Regions from separate parts of the Homo sapiens genome. Here region 2 is linked to region 1. Evidence: chromatin contacts called from ENCODE Hi-C or POLR2A ChIA-PET data. All regions are on one chromosome and are shown on one strand. The core of a region is the stretch at or near the end of the contact, and the rest is flanking DNA. Distances in the headings are between cores, read along the strand shown. Region 1 holds the start of DYNC2I1 (dynein 2 intermediate chain 1). Region 2 overlaps VIPR2 (vasoactive intestinal peptide receptor 2).

The links. A loop is a pair of places that touch in the nucleus more often than their neighbours do. ChIA-PET counts read pairs that join two places held with the same protein, here RNA polymerase II (POLR2A). Pooled maps may share reads with other maps.
Region 2: a pooled map of heart left ventricle shows a loop between it and region 1 (2.5-fold over the local background). The contact joins the enhancer-like site here to the promoter of DYNC2I1 in region 1. A Hi-C loop is called at or near these places in 2 of 50 pooled maps. POLR2A ChIA-PET finds 5 or more read pairs at or near these places in 5 of 52 experiments (HEK293, K562, PC-3 and 2 more).

Annotation. Positions count from the first base shown.
Region 1 is chr7:158,855,262-158,857,925 of GRCh38, reverse strand. DYNC2I1 (dynein 2 intermediate chain 1) reads right to left here and starts at 1,368. Exons shown (of 25, transcript NM_018051.5): 1 at 1,176-1,368. The coding sequence starts at 1,190. It overlaps LOC124901796 (a long non-coding RNA gene), which reads left to right and starts at 1,404. Exons shown (of 2, transcript XR_007060627.1): 1 at 1,404-1,545; 2 at 2,530-2,664. RefSeq lists an enhancer at 1-492 and a silencer at 843-1,312.
Region 2 is chr7:159,029,289-159,031,952 of GRCh38, reverse strand. VIPR2 (vasoactive intestinal peptide receptor 2) reads left to right here. Exons shown (of 13, transcript NM_003382.5): 11 at 1-15; 12 at 84-125; 13 at 1,164-2,664. The coding sequence ends at 1,337. Among named protein-coding and RNA genes, the nearest start is that of LINC00689, 22 kb to the right of the region's middle. RefSeq lists an enhancer at 86-738. Within about 2 kb of position 1,317, at least 22 of the 41 ENCODE cell types and tissues checked have a DNase peak (open chromatin) inside an H3K27ac peak, as active enhancers do.

The DNA.
Region 1 (2,664 bases), core at 119-2,618:
CCAGCTACTCGGGAGGCTGAGGCAGGAGAATCGCTGGAACCCAGGAGTTGGAGGTTGCGGTGAGTAGAGATCGTGCCACTGTACTCCAGCCTGGGCGACAAGGGGAATTATCTTTAAAAAAAAAAAAAAAAAAAGGCCGGGTGCAGTGGCTCACGAAGTCAGGAGATCAAGACCATCCTGGCCAACACGGTGAAACCTCATCTCTACTAAAAATACAAAAATCAGCTGGGCTTGGTGGCGGACATCTGTAATCCCACCTACTCGGGAGACTGAGGCAGGAGAATCTCTTGAACCCTGGAGTCGGAGGTTGCAGTAAGCCAAGTTCGTGCCATTGCATTCCAGCCTGGTGACAGAGTGAGACTCCATCTCAAAAAAAAAAAAAAAACAAAAACCTAAGGTTTATATAACATAAAATACAAATTAAGGAGTATTATTCAACACATAAAGGTAAGTGATGGGGAAAAAATAATAGGAGTGAAGGTAGAAGAAAATGTATGCAAATTAAATTCCTCATCTTTCAGTGGGGAATCAATAGATAAGAATAATACAGTAATATCTAACATTTATTGAGTGTTAATGAAAGCAGGCACTGGTCTATGCACTTTTACACATAATATCTCACTTAACCTTCTTAAACACCCTATAATGTTGCTATTATTATTGTGCCCATTGAATGAATTAGGAAACAAGACATGTTAAGTGAGTTTGCCAAGGTCATACAAGTAAATACAAAATCCTGAATTCAAACTCAAGCACCCAGGCTGCACTCTCTCAACCTCTTAAACTGTGACAAGTCATATTTAAACTTAAGTCAGCTAAAATTTAATAAACTTTTAAATATGTCTCCTCAGCCACCCCGGCCCCGCAGCAGGGGCCGAGGCCGCCTCCAGGCCGGGCGCGAGGAGACGGGCCGCGGCGGCGACCCCAGGCCTGAGGCTGCACAGACCGCCTCTCCCGACCGCCGGGAGCCCGGCGTCCTGCCATCCCTCGCGCCGACGGCCAGCCGCGCCTCCGTTTCCCTTCCTGCCTCGGAGGCACCGCGGCTCCTCCGGGAAGCCCCGGCCCGGCCGAGAGAACCGCTGCGCAAAGGGAGGGCGGCGGCGGCGCTGCTAGCGGCGCCCGAAGGAGTCCGCGAAGCTCGACCACCCCTCGCCCAGACCCAGCGCCGCACCGACCTTCCCGGGCTCCATCGCTTCCCGCAGGCCCGGGCGGCCGCGGTGTCCTCGGCCCCGGCCAGGCGCGGTCCACCCCGAAGAGGCCACCTGTGCCCCGCACCCTTCGGGAGGCGCGTCCCAGCGCCTAGCAACCGACAAGCAGGAGCAGCAGAGGGCCCAGAAGCACTGCCCAGCGTGCCCTGCGGCCTCTCCCAGTGCGCCTGCGCATCCCCGGCATTTTTAGCACCTGGCAGGCAGGAGCAGGGGAAGGCCGAGTGGTCGCTGCTCGGCGTGCCCGCGGCCCCTCCCAATGCGCCTGCGCTTCCCCGGCTCCTAGCAACCGCCAGGCAGGAGCAGCAGAGGACCGAGCGGTCGTTGGTCTCCCCAAGGGGTAGGTGCAGTACCCTGACTTGGGGTGCAGGGGCTCTTGACTCGCCCCAACCCGCCCCGGGTTCCCACGGGACCGGACTGACAGTCGGGGAAGATAGAAAGGGAGAGCAGATATTGAAAAGAGCTTTACGTTTGAGGCCGAGCGCGGTGGCTCACCCCTGTAATCCCAGCACTTTGGGAGGCGGAGGCGGGTGGATCATGAGGTCAGGAGATCGAGACCATCCTGGCTAACACGGTGAAACCCCGTCTCTACTAAAAATACAAAAAAAAAAAATAGCTGGGCGCAGTAGCAGGCGCCTGTAGTCCCAGCTACTCGGGAGGCTGAGGCAGAAGGATGGCGTGAACCTGGGAGACGGAGCTTGCAGTGAGCGGAGATCACGCCACTGCACTCCAACCTGGGCGACAGAGCGAGACTCTGTCTCAAAAAAAAAAAAAAAAAAAAGAAAAGAGCTTTACATTTGAATAAGGCTTTGCACTTAACAAATTATATTCCCATATGTCGTCTTTTGATAAAAACAAGCAGTAAGGTAGGCAGGAATCAACGTTGAGAGACTGTTTTTATACAACACGTAAGGGAAAATCAAAAACTCTCAGGACCTCCGAACTCCTTCAGCCAAAGGGAAAGTTAGGGCTGAAAGCCTGAAACCGCCTTTTCAAAATTATGACTGAGGCAGTAAAAGAGGTGTAACTTAACCCACAGCATCTTGCTTCTGACCTCCAAGCTGTGCTTGTTCCTTCCTGGCAGTAGGCTGAACTAACTTTGGGAGAAACTTAGTTTATATTTTATAATTTAAACACAGACGGTAACAGCCCTTTCCCAAAGCAGGCCTTCTTGCCTGGGGACTTGATTGCCTTTGTAGGACTGATGTTAGCCACAAGATTAGAAATTACGTTTTAGGAGTAGTTTCTAATATGCAGCTGGAGGCTACAATATTCTGACCCTCCCTAAACTGCTCCTAAGATCAGTGCTTGAGATATTTTGCAGAACCTGCACTTGATGGATCAGCTGGCACCACCCAGATCAATAAACTGGCTCATCAGATCTTGTGGCCCCTCACCCAGGAACTGATAAGGGCAAGAAGACCGCTTTGACTCCCTATGATTTCATCTCTGACCAATC
Region 2 (2,664 bases), core at 68-2,567, 170 kb before region 1:
CTCGGGTCGTTCCAGGTAGGTGTGCGGAGGCGGCCGCCCTCCCCCGAGCGCGGGTCCTGCCTGACCATCTCTTCTCATTGCAGGGCCTGGTGGTGGCCGTCCTCTACTGTTTCCTGAACAGTGAGGTAAGTTCATGGCCGCCTTGGAACCAAGCACAGGTACTCACTTGCTTCCTGAGATGCTGCCCAGCCTGGTGCCGCAGCCCCCACACATGCCTGTCTTCCGCGGGCTCGAGTTACTGCCCGGGACCCCACAGTTCTGTGTCCCCATCAGAGAACCCACAACGACACAGGCAAACCCACTCTTCTGGGCCCAGCTTCCAAACCCCGCCGTCCTTCCGTCCACCCTAAGTAGCATCGACTGCCGTCCGTCTCGGAGCCCTCTCGGGAAAGCTCCCGGCCGGGTCTAGACAGAATCTGTTTTTCCCCATGGTCGGCGTCTCGCTCCTGACCATAGCTTGTGAGTCCCAGAAAGCCGGGCCTGGGTTGGGGGGTGGGGCTGCACAGCGTCCTGTGAGTCCCTGGGGAGGAAGCCCGGAGCCGAGCTCTGCCCTGCGTTCATTCCCAGCCAGGGAGGCTGTCTCCGGGCTGCTCCAACGGCCTGGCCCCGTCCCCTGACCCCTGACCCTCCCGCCCCACGCTGCGGTTGCTGGCGCTTTCTTTGCTTGACATGCAGCTTTCACCAGCACGGCTTCTGCAAAGCTGAGCCCGAGTAGTGCCACTTGTCCTCCTCCCTCCTCTGCCGTCCGGGCACCCCTCACTCATCCCCACCCCCTCCCAGGGCTAACATTCCCTGCCCGCTGGGAACAGGGAAGGAGACGGAGGCCCAGCACCGTCACAACCCCGGCTGCTAAGGAAAATCTTTTCAGAGAAATATTAACTATCTGAGACTGTGGGACTGCGCTTACCGCGGCAGTGGCGATCCCCGAACCACCCACGCACAGTCTTAGAGTCTGGCAGCGTCCCCCGCCCTCCTGTGGCCGTCCAGTTCCCGCTCCCTCCAGCCTCTGCCCCCAAGGCCGTTTCTGTTTCTGTCCATCTGCTGGCAACACAGATACGGGAGCAGGCGGGAGGGAGAGCTGGAGGCTCGCGGGCCGCGCTTCCCATAGCAGCCGCCCGCACCTGCCCAGGCTCACGGGCGTTCCCGCTGCCCTCACCTCCCAGGTGCAGTGCGAGCTGAAGCGAAAATGGCGAAGCCGGTGCCCGACCCCGTCCGCGAGCCGGGATTACAGGGTCTGCGGTTCCTCCTTCTCCCGCAACGGCTCGGAGGGCGCCCTGCAGTTCCACCGCGGCTCCCGCGCCCAGTCCTTCCTGCAAACGGAGACCTCGGTCATCTAGCCCCACCCCTGCCTGTCGGACGCGGCGGGAGGCCCACGGTTCGGGGCTTCTGCGGGGCTGAGACGCCGGCTTCCTCCTTCCAGATGCCCGAGCACCGTGTCGGGCAGGTCAGCGCGGTCCTGACTCCGTCAAGCTGGTTGTCCACTAAACCCCATACCTGGAATTGGAGTCGTGTTGTCATTGACTCGATTTAAACTCCAGCATTTAGATAATCTTGTGCAAAATGTGTTTCAGCCGTATAGTGGATCCACTTTTTTTTTTTTTTTTTTTTTTGAGACGGAGTCTCGCTCTGTCGCCCAGGCTGGACTGCAGTGGCCTGATCTCTGCTCCCTGCAAGCTCCGCCTCCCGGGTTCACGCCATTCTCCTGCCTCAGCCTCCCATAGCTGGGACTACAGGCGCCCGCCAACACGCCTGGCTAATTTTTTGTATTTTTAGTAGAGACAGGGTTTCACCATGTTAGCCAGGATGGTCTCGATCTCCTGACCTCGTGATGGGCCCGCCTCGGCCTCCCAAAGTGCTGGGATTAAGGCGTGAGCCACTGCGCCCGGCCCAAGAGAATAGGGGAGCCAAGGAGGAAATGTGGAAACGCAGTTGTGTGGCCCAGCACGAGCCTGGGCGACCACCGGGTGACATCCGTCCCACATCAGGGCGGCCTCCCAGGTCCCATAAGGGTAGCCCCCTCATCTGCAGGACAGAGGGAAGCCAGTCAGGGCCCCCCTGACGTTAGGACCAGGAGAAATCAACAGGAGGGCAGCCCGTCCTCTCTCTTGGGGCGCCCACCCGGCCCGGCTGAGCCCTGCCCCACCCAACTCCACAGGGCTGTTTTGCCTCCCCACGGAAGGCGGGCTGAGGAGACAACCAGATCAGGAGAGCAAGGTCATGAAGGAGGGGACCTCTCCACACAGGTGTTCCGTGGGACCCTCAGCAGCTCTGGCTCTGCCTCAGGAGGTCACCTGCCGCCCTGTGGGAGCCGCAGAGCCTGACGCTCAGCCCCAGGCCAGCTGCGGCCAGGCCTGCGGGCCCCTGGTGATGGGGTTACGTGGGGTGCGGGATACAGCTGAGTGGGAACCGGAAACCTATTCTCTTTTTAACAAAAATAATCTTAGGATAAGAATTATTTTAACAACATATAAAACTGTTTCAAGCCCTCCTCCCCAGAGCTGGCGCTCAGCAGCCCTAGCGGCTGCTCCTTCAGGCGAAGGGTGGTTTGCAGATGTGGGGAGGGTGTCTGGGGACGTTGCTGAGCCAGCTGCAGAAGGGTGGGGATATCAGGGCACAGTCTCCATGTGTGTGCCAAGCCCTGGCCCCCACAGCGCTCGATGGACC